Linked DNA regions of Homo sapiens: region 1 is linked to region 2. A link is a loop called in an ENCODE intact Hi-C map of the cell type or tissue named here. Cell type or tissue: GM12878. All regions are shown on one strand. Each heading gives the region's core, and the rest is flanking DNA. Links, peaks and the distances in the headings are about the cores only.

Region 1 (9,516 bases), core at 2,584-5,083, 77 kb before region 2:
TACTTAGGAATGTTCTCAGGTGCAAGTAACAGATGACACAAACACAGCAGATTGAATCGGCGATGGTACAATTTTCTCATGTAACATAAATGCAGCAGCTGCATTTGTTGGGTGGCTCAGTGGCCTTTTGGGCTTTTCCTTCATGGTTGCAAGATGGCACTACTCCAACTCAAGCATCATGTTTGTATTCAAGACAGAAGGAAAGGGAGACGGTTTGTATCAGTCACTCTGACCCTTTTATCAGAATTGCATAAGTGCTCTTAGAAGCAGTCTGCTTCTCCCTAAGATCTTTGCTCAGATGTTATTGGGCAGAGCTTTTTTGTGTGTGTAGTGTCTAATGGTTGCAAGGGAGGTTGGGAAAAATGATTCTTTTTTTTCTGGCTTTTATAGTGGAAGCAGGCAAAAGATTAGTTGGGTGTAGTTGTTGGGTTAGCCGGTCATCATGCTCTGCCCCTAAGTGCTCAGAATACTGAAGACTAAAGATGCAATGACAAACAAGATAGTCCTTATTGTTTTTGTTTGTTTGTTTGTTTTTTGTTTTTAGATACAGCTATAATTTTATTACAAAACTGTTCTTTTGGCATTAGTTAGTTACAGTGATAGCAAGATAATGTGAGTGTGCAGACTGGCTCTGATGGAACCACTGTATTCCCTGCTTACTGAACCAAACTTCAGCTACCTCATATCCATTACATACAAGTGACCTGCAGTTATTACTGCTACAAATCTTGACGCGTGTACCGCTGAGGGAGGAGCTGATGCTAAGGGATTTGATTACATGTTGATAAGACTACAAAAGTTCGTTTATGGGACTTTTTCTTCCTCTTCCCATGCAATGACTTTGCTTTAGAACAATCACATGGCTTAGAGCTAGTCTGAGTAGCAGCAGCACCCAAGGAGCGTCAGTTCTTGTTAAAAAGCAATACCTGTGTGATGCATTTTTACGCCACAGGCAAAGGGAAGGATCACCCTCATTTTAAACTCCTGCAGAGTCCCTTAATAAAATATCAAAGCATTCCATCAAGTTCTTCTGGGTGGTGTTATTGCTGTACATTTGTTGGTGAGTCATTTTCTGTGCTGTGTTTGCTTTGAAAGGATCTTCCAATTTATCTCCAATATTCCTTTCTTATCATGTCCTTTTCTTTAGCTAGGATTTCACATAACCCTAATGCATTATTAAGAATGTCTTCCTTATTGACACACTGGTTTTCTAGCATGTCTTCATAGATACCCACAAGAAAGGCAATTAGGTAGGGGGAACTATGACTTGGTTGTAAATCAAGTAATTGATTTAACAGATTAGGATATTTGGAAAGACCACGATCCTGCAAAATTCCTTTCAAATAGTTCCATGAACTATTATGTGGTACTAGTTGAATCATTTCCAGAGTGTATTGGACTTCTCTCTCCAATACAGCACAATCATTGTAGCCAGTGGTGTTGGAAATAACAAAATATCTTCGGTTCCAGACAGAGTTATTTCTCACATCCTCTTTGAGAAGTTGGTCCACATACTGCAGCTCATTATCCCAAAGTTTAAATTCCTGAATAACCCATTGTCGATGCTGCCAGGCATGATAATTCTTTGCATCCTGATTAAGAATATTATCAATAAATTCAGGCTCCTGAGATGGATCTCTTAGCCATTCCACTATTACTCGCCTATTGTGACAAACTAGATAGTTTTTGGGCTGCCCCTCAATTATTTCAGTGATGTAGTTCATTTCCTCATGTAGATCCTTCTGAAGTGACTTTAAGAGAACTCTCCGGAAATGTCACACTGTATAATTGGCTGCATTTAACTCAACAGCATCCCGGGTTAGCTTAAAACCTCGTTCGCTTCTTTCTTCATGCTGCAGGACAGCTCGGAAGTAATCAAACATCTCTAAATTTGTCACTATAAATGATCTGGACCACGGGATTGGGGCCATCATTCTGCGGCACTGGATCTGTATCAGCCCATTCTGTTCTGTCCCTGTACGGGACATAGGAGGGCGAATCCAGGCTCAGAAACCCGTCGTCCATGGGGGACGCCACGGCTTCCCCAGCCTCTGCTGCCATCTCTTCCTCGTGCTGCTCCTGGGGCAGCGGTGGGTGCGGCTGGGGCGGGGGCTGCTCCAGCTGCCGGGGCTCACCGCCTTGCGCAGCCTCCCCGACCCCCTCGGTGGCCGCCATCTCAAGATGGTCCTTATTCTTAAGGTGTTAACAAACAGAAGTGCAAACAAACCAGTTTTATTGCATATTGGTGCAATAAAAACATTATATGTCCCAATTAAAAATATGAAGAGGAGATATTAGAGGCCCAAAGGAGAGAATGGTTAATTCTATCTCAAGTGGGGAGGGGTGGTAGGAGATCAAATAAGACTGTATCCAAAAAGTGACATTTAAACAGAGTCTTGGAAAATAAGTAGATGCTCAGCGGGTGAAATATATTCTAGGTAAAGGAATGGAGGTTCTGAGGCACAAATCCATGTGATGCATTCCAGGAGCTGCAAGCAGTTCATTATGACTGAGGAGGAGGTTTGGAGCTAGATGATGACCCAGGAGACCTAATGAGAGATGAAGCTGGAAATTGATGCTGGGACCAAGTCACACAGAGGGCCTCCTGTGTTTCACAACAAGGACTCAGGAAACCCTCGTGATCTGGACAGTATCATTGAGATTGTATCACCTAAGCTGTCCAGTGCAACCATGAAGTGGAAAGCATGTGAAAAAAAGTGTAAAGTACCTGAAACCTTTATTGGATTGCCCTTTCACCTGGGTGCAGCTACATTTTAACACCCGAGTAGCCTGCACACTTGCTAGCCCTATTGGGTAAATACTATTGAGTCCTTAATAAACTACTGAGTTGTATTTGCCACCAACTCCTAGGGAAAGTTACTGCGCTTCTCTGGGCCTCAATTTCAACATCTATAAAATAAAAATTTACCTTCGTAGTATAGAATTTTACTTTTGTTTTCCCCCAAATGTTTTCAGATGCATGATTCAGGAACATTAGTCTGGTATAATTAAAGGGAAAACATCAAGAAAGGCTTTTGAGTCAGAAAGACCTGGGTATGAATCCTGGCTCTCCATGTGTTAACAGAGTTACTATGTGACAACTGCTTGAACTGTGGTTTTCTCATATACAAAATAGGGATAATGCACCTATCAGTGCCTGAAGCATAGCTATTACCCAATAAGTAGCACCGTTTTTATATTGTTTTTAAAATTTACATCTACCCTATAAGGTAGGTGAAATAGGTCTAATGTTACCCTAAAGTTGAAGATCCAGAGGCTTGCAGGTATTAGTAATTTGACAAAAGAGCAGCCAGCTAGATAAGTGGTAGAACAGGGCACAAATCCAAATTCTTATTCTTTTCATAAACGGTGCAGCTTCTTTCCTCCAAGCAGTAGGATGGGATTCAGATCTCTGTGATGCCTGTCAAGCGAATGATTTTACAAACAAATTAGATAGCCCCACACCTGCCTTAAATCTGAGCTCAGGGAACAGAAAGGCCTGGGTTATCTCATGCTTTATAATCATTTCTGGATGTGTGACTGGGATACTCTAGCCGTGTCTAGCTTTAGCATGACTATAACCTGCCAGGAGAGGGAGCTCATACTGACTCCATGCTAAGGTTACAGATACCCTGGAGACTTCAAGGGCTGCAGCACAGCGGGGGACAGGAAGGGTGGGGTTTTCCTTGTTACGGGTAACGACTACGCAGCTTTCTGGGAATGCATATTTTGGGAAAAACATTGACATTATTTTTTTAAAAAAAAAGGTGAGATTATGACACAGAAAGAAATGACCTTTACCAGGAGGAAGTAGAAAGAAAAAAAAGAGGAAGTGACTAGAGCAAAGCAAGACAAAAGGAAATTTGGCTCAACAGGGTAGGTTTTGTTAATGCTGCACTTTTATTTAAATAGAAGGTAGACAAATGAAATATTTTTAGACTTGTACTGCAGGAACATAAGAATGGAATGAATGTTTTAAAAAATATTCTGAGAACAGAATTAGCATGTGTCCTCTTAATAATTATTTCCCTATTTTGCTTCAATAAGTATTAACTTGCCATATGTCCAAACCCTGTGCTAGGCACTAAAGATATGGAAATGAACAATTGAGCTCTTGATCTCAAAGAATGGTCAGTACAGCAGAACAGACTTACACATGAGCAGTAAATTACAGGAAAGCCTGCCACCTTCTATGCTCTGGTTGCTAGTAGAGGACAGAGGAGAAAGCTCTTATATCACCATGGGGGAAGGTCAAAGAATATTTACGATAATTACAGATAATTTTTTTGTGGGCACTTACCACCTGGCAGGCAGTCTGCCAAGTGCTTTATGTGGATTATGTCATTTGAGCCTCATAATAATGCAGGTGTTATTCTGTGATTTTCATTCTTTAGATGTGAAAATAGAGAAGAAACTTTTCCAAGATCATAAGTGGTGGAGAGAAGTTTTCCAAGGAGAAAACCTGGGCTAAGTATTAAAAACAACAACAATAAAATCAGACAGAACTGAAAGAGAAGAAGAATGGTGAAAAGGGGAAATGGGGGAGAATATTCTGTGCAGAAATAACAGTATGAAAGAGGCTGGTCAGCAAGTGACAGCAGATTGCAGTGGAAAAATCACAAGTTGTTCAATGTTACTGGAGTGTTCAATGCATGTGGGGGGATAGAAAGAATTGAAATTAGAATGATAGGCATGGGTCAGATCACAATGGGCTAGCCATGTCCTGGAAAAGAGTTTGAACTTTATTCTGAAACCACTGAAGCATGAAATAAGGACAACAAAATAATAAGAATAAGAATATTGTTATTGTGTAGGCTGAATAATGGTCCCCCAAAGATGGTTTCACATCCTGATATGGTTTGGGTGTTTGGTGCCTCCCAAAAACAGAGCCCCATACTGAGTTTAATGCCCTGCTGTTGCTCTCTTGAAATTTTTAATAATTACTTTACAAGGGGCCATCCTGCATTTTCATTTTGCACTGGGCCTCACAAATTATGTAGCCAGTATTGCCTAATTCTAACATTAATCCTGAAAAACAAAAAAGTTATACTCACTTTATAAACCAAGAGACTGCAAATCTCAGAGAAGGAGTATAATCCATTAATAAATGCCTTGAATCAGGTAAATTCTGCTACTTGCCAGTCAGGGCCCCTAGGACAAGCTTACTAATTCCTTCCAAGCCTCACTTTCTTCTTTTGCACAGTAATTACAATATCTGCCCTGCAGAGTGGTCATGAATATAACATATGTAAAGTACTGACACAGTGCTAGCAGATCAGAGGGACTCAGATGGTAGTTGCTGTTGCTCAAAGTCCAAGACTTAGTAAGAGATGAAGAAGGATTTCACGCCTATAGTTTTCTTTTTTTTTTTCTCTCAGACTTGTATTTTGGAAGAGAATGCACAATGTGGGTTGGTGAAATGTAAGACCAGAGGCAAGAAGACCAGTTCAGAAACTGTGGCAATGTCATAGACAATTTCTGGAAAGACTGTCCATCTCATGCCGTCTCTTTTTTCTTTGATATTTGCCTCTAATACATAGAAGTCATCCTCCAGAGCTGTGTCCCCATCACATGACTCAAACTTCCTAAACTTCTTAATCTTTGTTGGTCCCCAGATTTCCCTAGAAATTTGGAACTTTGATCCAAGAGATGCAGAGGCTAAGCATTGTTGGAACCAAGTCTATTCGTAGGAGACTCTCCAGAGAAGGCCCAGAGCAACCTGCTTGCTGCTGAGGTCCCCGGAGCCACTCTGAAGCCTGCCTCTCCACAATGATTTCTCAGTTTCTCCTTTCATTCCACACAAGTATACATCCAATAAATCTTCTTCCATTCCCTTCTGAAGCAACGAGTTGCAACCAATAGAACCCTAATACATGTAACAATGCTAGAGTTATTGGGAGAAATGGTTGAAACATTAATCAAATTCGTGTAATAGGTTTAGGGAGAAGAAGGTGCACATTTAGGAATATGTAGGTGCAGAAGAAAGAGTTTGGAGTGCCTTCCACATTTCTGGCTTCAGTGACTGGGTTGATGTTGCTACAGTCATACAGGTAGGGCATATGGGGAAAAAAAGGAGTGATCGGAGGGGAAGATACTGGACTCAAGGTGCCTAGAGGACATTCAAATGGAGATATACAGTTGGAAACTAGATATGTGCTTCTGGAATTCAAGAGCGTAGTCTAGGCTGGCAATACATATTTGGGAATTTTCAGCATTTAAATTGTCATTACCGCCATGGGGGTGAATGAGATTGCCCAGAGTATTAAGTTAAAAAAGAAGGATCCAATAATGAAATCCTATATTTAATACCGATGTATAAGAAGCAGGTAGAAGGAAAGAAATGCTGAAAGGAGGCTTAGAAGGAATGGCCAGGGAGGGAGAAGCAGAACCAGGAGAAGTGCCAAATGAAAGGAGAACGTGGAAAAGGATATGATGTCTAAATCAGTTCAGCATCATTACCAGTGTCCTCTTCATCTACAGCTGAGGCTGCAGTCACGCTATCAAACATACCTCCTGAGCCTGCTCCCAGACCCAGGGAATTTTTTTTTTTTTAAAGACAGAGTCTCACTCTGTCGCCCAGGCTGGAGTGCAGTGGTGCGATCTTAGCTCACTGCAGCCTTCGCCTCCTGGGTTCAAGCTATTCTTGTGCCTCAGCCTCCTAAGTAGCTGAGATTATAGGTGCCTGACACCACGCCCAGGCTAATTTTTGTATTTTTAGTAGAGATGAGGTTTCACCATCTCGAACCTGACCTGAGATCATCCTGACCTCGGGTGATCTCCCCTCCTTGGCTTCCCAAAGTATTGGGACTACAGGCGTGAGCCACTACGCCCTGCCCAAACCCAGGGAATTTCTTTAAGCTCCATCTTCTGCCTTTTGCTATGGCCCTAGATTCTCCTGCACTGCTTGGCTTTTTTGGATGGATGGCTTAGAGTAACAGCTGATGGCTGTTAAAATATTGTGAGTTCACCAACAATGAAAGAAATACAAATCGAAACAGCCTAAGATTGTTAAGATTCAGGCCAGGTGTGGTGGCTCACACATGTAATCCCAGCACTTTGGGAGGCCGAGGCAGGCAGATCACCTGAGACCAGGAGTTTGAGACCAACCTGGCCAACATGCTGAAACCTCATTTCTACTAAAAAATACAAAAATTAGCTGGATGTGGTTGTGCATGCCTGTAATTCCCAGCTACTGGGGAGGTTGAGGCAGGATAATCACTTGAACCCAGGAGGAAGTGGTTGCAGTGAGCCAAGATCGTGCCACTGCACTTGAGCCTGGGCAACAGAGTGAGATTCTGTCTCAAAATAAAAATAAAAAATAAGATTCTATCATGTACCTATACCTGATATGGTTTGGCTCAGTCACCACCCAAATCTCATCTTGAATTGTAATAATCCCCATGTGTCAAGGGCCGGGCCAGATGGAGATAACTGAATCATGGGGATGGTTTCCCCCATACTGTTCTCATGGGAGAGAGTAAGTTTCATGAGATCTGATGGTTTTATAAATGGGCGTTCCCCTACACAAACTCTCTTACCTGCTACCATGTAAGACATGACTTTGCTTCTCCTTTGCCTTCTGCCATGATTATGAGGCCTCCCCAGCCATGTGGAACTGTGAGTCAATTAAACCTCTTTTCTTTATAAATTATCCAGTCTCAAGTATGTCTTTATTAGCAGTGTGAGAACAGACTAATACAGTAACTATATCATTAATATACACAAATAAAGCAACAAAGCCTTATGTTGGCAGAGGCTGTGGAGAGGAAGGCAAGTGCAAACTTTGCTGATAGCATTTTAGGTACAGTCAACTCTTCTGCAGACTAACCAGGGAAGCAGTACATGAGCTGTATGTGCCCTTTGTTCCACTTTGGAACATACCTCAAGGACATAAGCTAAAGGAAAAATGTAGTAAGCAGTGAAGATTCTAGTACCACTATTTATAATGGCACAAAATGAAAACAATCCAAGTCCTGAGCTTTAAAGTAATTTTTAAATAATATCCAACTAACTGATTTGGAACGCTGTGTAACCATTAAAAATGATAACCAAGTGAACATGGAAACATATCTATGAAATAATGTTGAGTGAAAAAAGCAAAGCACACTAAGCGTCAGTGAGGGCATAGGAAAGTGGGAACCCTCAATATATTGTTGGTGGGAATATAAAATGGTACAGCCACTTTCGAAAACACAACCTGGAAGTTCCTCAAAAAGTTAAAAATAGAGTTATCGTTTGACAATGTCACTCCTAAGTATATGCCCAAGAGAAATGAAAACATATGTCCACACAAAAACTTGTACACAAATATTCATAACAGCACTACTCATAATAGTCAAAAGGTAGAAACAACTCAGATGTCCATTGGCTGATAAAATGATAAGCAAAAGGTGCTATACTTACACAATGGAGTATTATTTGGCCATAAAAAGGATAAAGTAGGTACATGCTTCAGCATGGATGAATCTTGAGAACATTATGCTAAGTGAAAGAAGGCAGTCACAAAAGACCACATGTTATATAAAACCATTTCTATGAGGGAGGATTCAGATGTGATAGTAAAAGGTACAGGGTTTCTTTTTGAGATGCTAAAAATGTCCTCAAATTGATGTGGTCATGGTTATACAACTCTGTGAATATACCAAAAACCACTGGATGTACACTTTAAGTGGGTGGATTGTATAGTATGTGAATTATATCCCAATAAAGCTATTACAAAAATTTTTTAAAATCATTAAATGGTATGTTTACAGTGGGTAAATTTTATGAAGAAATATATAACATACATACAAAAACTTCAATAAAGCTTTTTTTTTTTTTTTCTGAGACGGAGTCTCACTCTGTTGCTTGGGCTGGAGTGCAGTGGCGCAATCTCGGCTCACTGCCAGCTCCGCCTCCCAGGTTCATGCCGTTCTCCTGCCTCAGCCTCCTGAGTAGCTGGGACTACAGGCGCCCACCACCATGCCTGGCTAATTTTTTGTATTTTTAGTAGAGACGGGGTTTCACTGTGTTAGCCAGGATGGTCTCGATCTCCTGACCTCGTGATCCACCCGCCTTGGCCTCCCAAAGTGCTGGGATTACAGGTGTGAGCCACCACGCCCAGCCAAGCTATTTTAAAAAAAAAAAGAAAAAGAAAAGAAAAACACACTTGGGTGCGGTGGCTCACGCCTGTAATCCCAGCACTTTGGGAGGCCAAGGTGGGTGGATTACCTGAGGTCAGGAGTTAGAGACCAGCCTGACTAACACGGAGAAACCCCGTCTCTACTAAAAATACAAAAAAAATTAGCCGGGTGTGGTGGTGCATGCCTGTAATCCCAGCTACTCGGGAGGCTGAGGCAGGAGTATTGCTTGAACCCGGGAGGTGGAGGTTGCAGTGAGCCAAGATCGTGCCATTGCATTCCAGCCTGAGCAACAAGAGCAAAACTCCATCTCAACCAAAAAAAAAAAAAAAAAAAGAAAGGAAAGAAAAGCACAAACTAGTCACTGCTTTGTATGCATCTATATTTTTATAAAGTA
Region 2 (9,516 bases), core at 3,156-5,655:
TTTCTAGAATCTCTTCCACTGAAATGTTACCCTAGATATAGATAAGGGGCACCAAAAGGCCAGAAGTATGAAAAAAGAAAGGATGAATAGAAGAAAGGAAAAGAGAGAGGAAGGAAGGAAGGGAGGCAGGCAGGGACATGGTACTTTTTCTTACCCCAGATCCAAGTTCCAACTCTTTTGAAACCCTAATATTTGGTTTCAGATGATACTGGATATTTTCTAAAGTAGCCAAATTTTTAGGTTATTTGACAAACATTGTGGTTAAATTATTAATATGGGATAAAGATATTATTTAATAGTAATTTGCAAAAATCAATGCTTCTTTAGTGTCCTCGTTTTAGGGTTTATTTCCAAAATTTTTGAAGCAGCATTCCATTTCAGAAAATGACATGAAGATTCTCTGGAGGTCTAGGAATTATGTAGATGGAAAAGAAATCTGATGACACTATCTTGACCTTTTTAATACTAAGTAATACTAACATAATAATAACAACAGCTATTCCTTTATTCTAAGGGTTTTCATTTTAAAGGCTTACTGTTATTCATTTTCAATGCATAGCTCCTTATTAATTATCATTTTCTAGGGCTATGTGGATGACTTGAGTTCTATTAAATACCAAATGATTTCTCACGTACCTAAGTTTGGAATCTACCTCTTTTAGTAGGCAGAAATTACTCTCCATGAGAATAGTGTCCAGGCAGTCCCAAGGAATGTAATTGTCCTTCTTTCTTGCTGATGAATAACTGCTGATGCTTCTAGTCCCAGGTACAGCTAGGAAAGAAAATGATGATGTATAACTTCAATAGCTTTCCTGGAGCAGGGAGCAGGGGATAGATTAAGTGTCCTTCTACATTTGTATATGTGCAAGAAAAGTACCTCATATTGTTTCCAAGGAAATGTTTAATAGGTTTTTCCTGGCCTGGGATAGTCCATGTATGGTATATACTGTCTTTACGTCCCAAAATTTTCTGCTAAGCATTCTGATCTCTGTACTCCGTGAAGTCATTTTTGTGAAGAAGGCCTTAAATGAAATCAATGGCTGGGCAAAGACTGTGAGAATGTTTGAACCAGTTCTTTATGATTTTTTAAAATTTTATTTATTTATTTATTTATTTATTTAATTAATTTATTTATTTATCTGAGACAGGGTCTCACTCTGTCGCCCAGGCTACAGTGCAGTGGCATGGTCTCGGCTTACTACAACCTCCACCTCCTGGGTTCAAGCAATTCTCCCCCCTTATCCTCCCGAGTAGCTGGGATTACAGGCACCTGCCACCACGCCCAGCTAATTTTTGTCTTTTTTGGTAGAGATGGGGTTTCACCATGTTGGCCAGGCTGGTCTCAAACTCCTGACCTCAAGTGATCCCCCACCTCGAACTCCCAAAGTGTTGGGATTACAGGCATGAGCTACCGTGCCTGGCCTTGAACCAGTTCTGATGTAATGCCTCTTGCAGGAAAATCCCAGGAGTTTTTGGGATGCTTGTTTCTGGTTCCACTACAAAACATCACAGTCTTAGGTAGACTTAATACAAGTGGACATAATTATGCAGCCCTGTTCCACATCATTAGTGAGAGTAAATGCCTCTGCCAGGATTCTGCCAACACTGTTTCTAGCCAGACATCCATTAGTAAACATTGCAGTCTTAAAATACTGGTTGGCTTCTGTGCCTGGGCTGTCTGCATAATGGAAACTAGGTCTAGATTTTTTAAAGTATCAACACGGATAAGCAAAGAAATGCTGTTCTCTAAGGGATGTAGTTAGAAATTTGGGGAACCCAGAATTTTGGTAAAGGCTTTTAAAATTTCTTCTTTTTAAATTTAAAATGTCCTTAATGAAAACATGAAAGTATTTCTTGTCTTATGATGATGCCAAGCAAGGGGCTAACTGGCTCCCTAGCTCTAACTCCGTCTGGCTCAGTATTACCATTTTACTTTCTACATAGAGACCAGAATACATTAAAACACTGTTTCTCTTCAACCTTAGTATTTGATCTATCCAAGTGGGTATTTCTAACAAATTGAAAGTATTTAATTGAAATGCATGTTATAAATAATTGCAATAATTTACACATTCTTAAAAATAACAATCCTTTTAGTTAGTAGATGCTCAACAATTTCAAAAACACCCTGTGTTCTCTCTTTTGATCCTTGACAACCCTGTGAGGTGGAAAGTGTACATGATACGGGTGAGAAAACTGAAGCTTAGAGAGATCAAGAATTTGGCTAAGGTCACAAACAAATTAGACTGTTTTCAAGATCTGCCTAAGAGTTTGTGATAATATCTTCTTAGTATTCCTTGTCGAAGGAGGAGAAACTGCCAGTTAGGTGGGAGAGTTCCAAACTCTGTACCCTGCACACAAGTCCTGTGATCTCATCTGGCTATGAGCTCCCCAGGCTTGCTACAACACCCTGAGTGACATCTGCCTCTGTCACTTGTCTAGAAGGAAAGGTGTTTAACCTAAAATGATTTACTTTCCACATGTAAGTAGTAGAAATCAAAAAGTCTTATCAGAAAGCCAACGTGATAAGAACTTTCTGAGACTTTTTCACAAACCAGTAGTACTGACATGGTTACAAACCTCATTGCCTTTTTGAGTAAAGAATGACAAATAAATGAGAATGGTAAATTGCAGATATCATCTTAGAAGCAGTGACATTCTTGGTAGGTATTGATAAAGAATAAGACATTGAACTTGCTGAGTCTCCTTCCCAGGAAGAACTCTATGAACTTCCATATGGTCTTTTCTTTTACATTCATCACAACAGCCCCACTGAGAGTCTAGACAGAAATTATGATCCCCATTTTACCTATAGAAAAGCTGAGGGTCCAGAGATCAATCGACTATTCCAAGGTCACATGGTGTCATCAGAAGAGACTCACACCAGAGCTAATTTCTCTTCAATGATTTGATTATTACATGTAAGTGACTTGCTTGAGGTAATCAAAGGAAAATATTTGGAGAATGAGGACATTTATGACATGCTTATCAAATATGCAGGTGACTGAGGACTGAGTGCTATGCTAGTCTTAGCTCTGATTTGGATAAGTTACTTAACCCTTCTGGGCCTCAATATCCTTCTTGGGGAAATGAGACAGTTAGTTGAACTAGATTAGGTTTTTCCAACTTTCTTTTTCTTTTTAATTTCATCAAATTAAAATCTGATGAATTTAATTGATAAAAGCTGATCCCGCCTCCTGCTTGGCTCCCTCCACCGCCTACTAGACCCCTGGACACAATCTAAAACCACAGTATTAGGTCATCTGAAAGCTTCTTCCTGTTCCTAAATTCACTGTTTTTATGATTGAAAGCAACTAGCCTCCTAATCTGGTACCTGTTCATGTTCCCTGCAGCATCTTGTGGTATAAAAGAGCCCCCAGACATGATGTCAGAGGAGCTGGGAGTGAATCCTCACAACCAATTATCTATGCAACCTTAATCAAGTTGCTTCACCTCTCTAAGTCTCTGTTTCCTCATCTATAAAATGAAGATAGTAACCCTTCCCAGGTAAGAGTGCTTTGTAAACTGTAAGAGACTAAGTAAATGGACGGTGTCATTAGTATTATCTCCTGTGTACAATATCCTTCTCCATGGAGAGGCGGCTTTATCCTTAGAATGACTCAGAGTACCAGTATGGGTTGAGCTGCTCTTTGGCAAGCTTGCCTTGGTATCTATTGTATTTGGGCTTCATCTTCCCGTGAGCTGAAAGCCAAGTCAGTAGAGAGGATGTGAGCTACCAACACAGCAAATAATTAAACCAAGGAGATGCCATCATTAAGTCCAAAGGGAAAAATTATCCCCATATGGTGACCTTGATAATAATTGCCCAGCTCTATTTCCCCCTCCACACGAAGCCATATTCCAATAATAATTACTGTCATTTGAGTGCTTACTTCATGCTAAGTAGATACTGTTGTTTACATGAGTTGTCTCATTTAATCTTCATAAGAACCTTTTCAATGGCATTACTCCTAATCTGCAGTGAGAAATAATCTGAAAAATAGTGTATTTTTCCTATTTTGTAGCTTAGAAAGGCTAACTAATTTGCTCAGATAATCAGTAAGTGACAGAGCCTGGACTCTGAATTTAAACCTCTGAACTGATCACCTCTGCCTCTCCCAATTGGAAGAAATGATTTTCCACACTCACTACGAGGGCCAACAGCCTCATTCCTGTTTATCTTTGCCATGCTTTAGTCAGCCCCATCTCTCCATGTTAATTATTATTTTCATTTCTTTCTCTATTCAAAAAGACTCCACTCATCTTCATAAAACTCAGAGGTGGAAAGCACCTATTAGTCATTGATGTCCCTGCTAACCACAACCCCCCTACTTGTTCTCTGTAACATGGTTTCTGCTCAGGGAGCCTCAGGGAACGGAGCCCAATCTCTTCCTTTGCGGAGTTAGTCCCGTAACTAATTCATCTCTGTCAGGAAGATTTTCCTCTTAGGTTTATCCTCTTCTTTAGTTTTGTATTTTATCCAATTCTTTCTCTCTGTGGGCTGCACACTTCAGCTCTTCAGATCACATTGCCTAAGCCTGCCCAGGCTCTCAGCAGTGATTTTGCTGAGCTGCCTCTTTCCCTTTTTCCATGGTCAGAGTAGCTTTCTTATTAGCACCTGGAGGATGGTGTCTCCAGTGGACAGAGGTAGAGGTGAGCCGTGGGAGGATGTTGGGAAAGAAAGTGAGGAGGAAGAGGTGTGAGCAGGAGGTTTGAAACCTGCTTAGTCAGAAACTCTTGGATCCAATTTGGCTTGGACCTTTCTCTTAAGTTGCCCCTCTACTGGCAGCAGAGGCATTTGCTATCCAGCTAGGCATGATTCCATTAGGATGCTGTCCCAGGCCCTAAAATTGGTGTCAGGAATCACAGAAATAAATGGAGTGCACCAGTACAAAGGAAGACATTGTGGTACAGTGGAAAGCATGTCAGCTTTAGGATTTGAAAAATCTAGTTTAAATCATTGCTCCACTTTTTACATAACTGTATGGTTTGGCAGTCATTTAACCTCCTGAACTTCAGCTTACTCATTTGTAAAATGGAGAGATAATACCTAGCTTAGGAGTTTCCGTAAGGATTATGGAGAATGGCCTCACACATAGTAGGCACTCAATCAATGACAGCTATTATTTTTCAAAGCCCTAATTCTAAACCACTTCCTCATAACCATGTTTCTTATTTGGAGTCTCCGGGCAACTGGCCTTACCTCTTATTCTTCCATTTTCATTGTGCTACAAACCAGCCTATAGCATTCTCATGTTCTAGCTTCACCTGCAGCATCAACAGTTCCAGACAGTTCCCCACAGTTCCTCACTGCCTTGAAAGCAGAACTCAGGTATGAGCTTTTAAATCCAAATTAACATTAATTTTGTTTTTCAATTTTTACTTTGATGTGAACTTTACCACTGCCATGTTGACAGGGACATAGATACTAATCTATAGGATAAAGCCCATTTATTAATAGGCTGTAAATGAGTGTTGGCAATTTCTCACTTGTATCAAAGACCCATTCCATATGCATGGGTATCAGCAGTAGTATCTTAATATGCAAACAAAATCCAACTTGAACAAATTTTGTTACAATACTCTTTTCAAGTGAATGCATATAAGCATCAGCCAAAAGAACACTGCCTGTCTCTTGGATAACTGAAATCTACTCATTTAACAAATATTTATTGAGAGTCTACAATGTACAAAAGACTTTGAAGGTGCTGGGATACATGATAGGACATGAGGTTAGCAGTCTTGGGGTCACTAAAGCAAATCCCCTCTTTAATGTAGCTTACATTGTAGTGAGAAACACAGGATACACAAGTAGACACATAAAGAAAATAATTTGAGATAATTTCTTCAATGGAGAAAACTAAGCAAAGTGATATAATAGTGACTAGAGAGGCTATTTTATTTATATATTTGTTTTTACTTTAACTTAAAATATCAAAATAATAGATGCACACTGGCCAGGTGCAGTGGCTTATGCCTGTAATCGCAGCACTTTGGGAGTCCAAGGTGGGCAGATCACTTGTGGCCAGGAGTTTGAGATCAGCCTGGGTAACAAGGCAAAACCCCATTTCTACTAAAAACAAAACACAAAAATTAGCCAGGTGAGGTGGCACACGCCTGCAGTCCCAGCTACTTGGGAGGCTGAGGCATGTGAGTTGCTTGAGCTGGGAGGCAAAGGTTGTAGTAAGCCGAGATCATGCCACTGCACTCCGGCCTGGGTGACAAAGTGATATTGTCTAAAAAAAAAAAAAAAAAAGAAAGAAAAAATGGATGCACATAATTCTATTTTTTAAATCTTTACTAATCAAAAGAAAGCTGGAATAGATGCACATAATTTTTAAAAATTTATGTAATTCTAAAACGTTTAATAGGGAGAGGAGGGATAGAAAGGCTCCTCTGAGGAGATGATAACTAAGCTGAAACTTGGATTATGAGGACACAGCTATGAGAAGGCCTGGGGAAAACCACATCAGGTAGAAGGAACAGCAATCCAAAGGCTCTGAGTGCAAATGAGCATGGTGTGCAGGTTAATGAGATAGGAGAAAAAAGTACAATGTAGTTGAAATGAACTGAATAAAAGGGTGAAAGGTAAGAGGTGAGACCGTAGAGGTGGAGAAAGGCCAGATCATATGGGGTTTCACAGGGTATGGCACAACTGTTGGTTATGTTCTAATTACAGTGGGAGACTATGGATGGGGCTGGAGTAAGCAAAGGAGAGATATGGACTTATTTCTGTTTTTAACAGATGATTCTATCTGCTGGATAGAGGATGGAGTATGGAAGGGCAATAGTGAAAACAGGAATCCTTTGCAAAAGTCCAGGTAAATGATGATGGTGGCTTGGATGAGGATGATATCAGTGGTGATGGTAAAATTCAGGATTTATTTAGGAGGAATTAACCTCTAGGATTTGTTGATGAATTGGATTTTGGGAGCAAGGTAAACAGGAAACCAGAATGAGTCCTAAGTTTTGACTTGAACTCCTTGGGGTATGGTGGTGCTATTTACTGACATATGAAAGACTGAGTGTAGAACATGTTTTGGGGATTGGGTTTTGATTTGAAAATGTTAAGTGTGATAGACCTATGAGACAATCATAAGGGGATCTCTAAAAGCCAGCTTGCTTGGCTATTACAGGATACTCCCATTCCCAGTTCTCACACTGCATGTCCAGCTGGTTGGCCAGGTTAGGGATCTGCCAGAAAAAGAAGCAACATGCATGCTAGTCTAGATGCCTTTGTGATTAATTTGCAATTTTTTCCTGAGAGTTGATTTTTGGGCTCAGAGGAGCATGGTGGGCACTCCTCGGAGAGCTGTAGTATATTCTAAGATGTGTCTAGATACCTGCGGTTGATAAAGGAAGTAGTTTCCCAGAACAGAGTTATATTTGGCCAAGAAACACTTCCAGTGACATTTTCCACTTGGCACATAGATAGAAGATGGCATCATGTGAAAAAATAATACAATAACATGTTTCCTATACATAGACTCTTCCACTTCCAATTCCAGTTCCTAGATTTATAGATGTTAGATAGGGAGTGTCTAAAAAAAATTGGTTTAGCCCCTGATCTCAGGGACACAATGCCTAGAAGAATCATACTACTTTTTGTAATAGCGTTTTCTGCCTTGGAGAACTGGTCCTCTTCTTCAACATTCTTACTTTAAGGCTTCAGGTTCCTCAAAACCTATTTTCAGCTACAAAATTAAGTGTAAATGAAATAAATTAAATATAAGCAAAACTCGACTGGGCATGGTGGCTCATGCCTGAAATCCCAACACTTTGGGAGGCTGAGGCGGGAGGATTGTTTGAGCCCAGGAGTTCGAGAGTAGCCTGGGCAACATGGCGAAACCCAATCTCTACAAAAATTAAAAATTAAAAAATTAAAAAATAAATATAGAGAAACTCATTTTAAAAATTATGCTACATTTAGATTATTGTATTTATGTTAATATAACCAGTATATTTATACAACAAAACACCACCAAATTAGCACAACTTAGAAGAAAGTCTATCTGTAAAGGAGTTATTAAATATTTATTTTACAATTATGATTTAAAAACTTTAAATTCACATAATATTAAATATGAGGGCTTTGCTAGGAAATATTTTGTCTATTCAGGCTCACTGACCTATAGAAAACAATAAAAAATCCTGTCAGAAGTAAAATTTAAGTTGTTGGCCTTGAATTCTCTTTTAAGAAAGAGATATGCAAACTTATATGCTTTTAAAATTAAGAGCTGCAAGTATAAAATTATTTTCTACAAATATGAATATCTAAAATGCTGTATTTAAGTTCCATATTTGGTTGATTTCAAAGATGGTCATGAGAGTGGAGGTGAATAAAGAAGAGAAGAGGTAAAACAAAGTTGGAGGAAGGGAGGGATAGGGAGAGATTTGTTAAATGAAACAAAATCACAGCTAGATAGGAGGAACAAGTTCTAGTGTTCTACAGCACTGGAGGATGACTATAATTAACAATCATACATTACAGAGTTTCAAATAGCTAGAAGGAGGATGGTAAAAGTTCCTAACACAAAGAAATTATAAATGTTTGAGAGGATGGCCATGCTAATTACACTGATCTGATCGCTATACATTGTATGTACTGAAACATCACTATGTACCCCATGAATATGCACAATTATCATTTGTCTGTTAAAATTAATTAGTTATATATATATATTTTTTAACTTTTTTTTTTAATTTTTATTTTTTTTATTGATCATTCTTGGGTGTTTCTCGCAGAGGGGGATTTGGCAGGGTCATAGGACAATAGTGGAGGGAAGGTTGGCAGATAAACAAGTGAACAAAGGTCTCTGGTTTTCCTAGGCAGAGGACCCTGCGGCCTTCCGCAGTGTTTGTGTCCCTGGGTACTTGAGATTAGGGAGTGGTGATGATTCTTAACGAGCATGCTGCCTTCAAGCATCTGTTTAACAAAGCACATCTTGCACCTCCCTTAATCCATTTAACCCTGAGTGGACACAGCACATGTTTCAGAGAGCACAGGGTTGGGGGTAAGGTCACCGATCAACAGGATCCCAAGGCAGAAGAATTTATCTTAGTACAGAACAAAATGAAAAGTCTCCCATGTCTACTTTTTTCTACACAGACACGGCAACCATCCGATTTCTCAATCTTTTCCCCACCTTTCCCCCCTTTCTATTCCACAAAACCGCCATTGTCATCCCGGCCCGTTCTCAATGAGCTGTTGGGTACACCTCCCAGACGAGGTGGTGGCTGGGCAGAGGGGCTCCTCACTTCCCAGTAGGGGTGGCCGGGCAGAGGCGCCCCTCACCTCCCGGACGGGGCGGCTGGCCGGGCGGGGGGCTGACCCCCCCACCTCCCTCCCGGACGGGGCGGCTGGCTGGGCAGAGGGGCTCCTCACTTCCCAGTAGGGGCGGCTGGGCAGAGGCGCCCCTCACCTCCCGGACAGGGCGGCTGGCCGGGCTGGGGGCTGACCCCCCCACCTCCCTCCCGGACGGGGCGGCTGGCCGGGCGGGGGGCTGACCCCCCCAC

Evidence for each region. Hi-C counts contacts between places; a loop is a spot of excess contacts. Peaks named below come from ENCODE experiments on the same cell type or tissue, not always from the same donor. Only the 100,000 strongest peaks of a DNase experiment are listed, where the experiment ranks them.
Region 1: a loop joins it to region 2, with 5 times the contacts of the local background. A loop is called at or near these places in 7 of 110 quality-filtered maps.

Annotation. Positions count from the first base shown.
Region 1 is chr11:86,187,793-86,197,308 of GRCh38, reverse strand. It overlaps LINC02695 (long intergenic non-protein coding RNA 2695), which reads left to right and starts at 3,811. Exons shown (of 2, transcript XR_001748524.2): 1 at 3,811-3,876; 2 at 4,395-5,841. It also overlaps the pseudogene FNTAP1. In GM12878, for the core only: a CTCF peak has its summit at 3,598 (motif pointing right); a DNase peak (open chromatin) is centred at 3,698; H3K4me3 peaks cover 1,147 bases; H3K27ac peaks cover 1,228 bases.
Region 2 is chr11:86,111,324-86,120,839 of GRCh38, reverse strand. No RefSeq gene overlaps it. Among named protein-coding and RNA genes, the nearest start is that of PICALM, 47 kb to the right of the region's middle. RefSeq lists an enhancer at 4,081-4,550. In GM12878, for the core only: no CTCF peak of the experiment used is centred there; a DNase peak (open chromatin) is centred at 4,349; H3K4me3 peaks cover 291 bases; H3K27ac peaks cover 1,811 bases.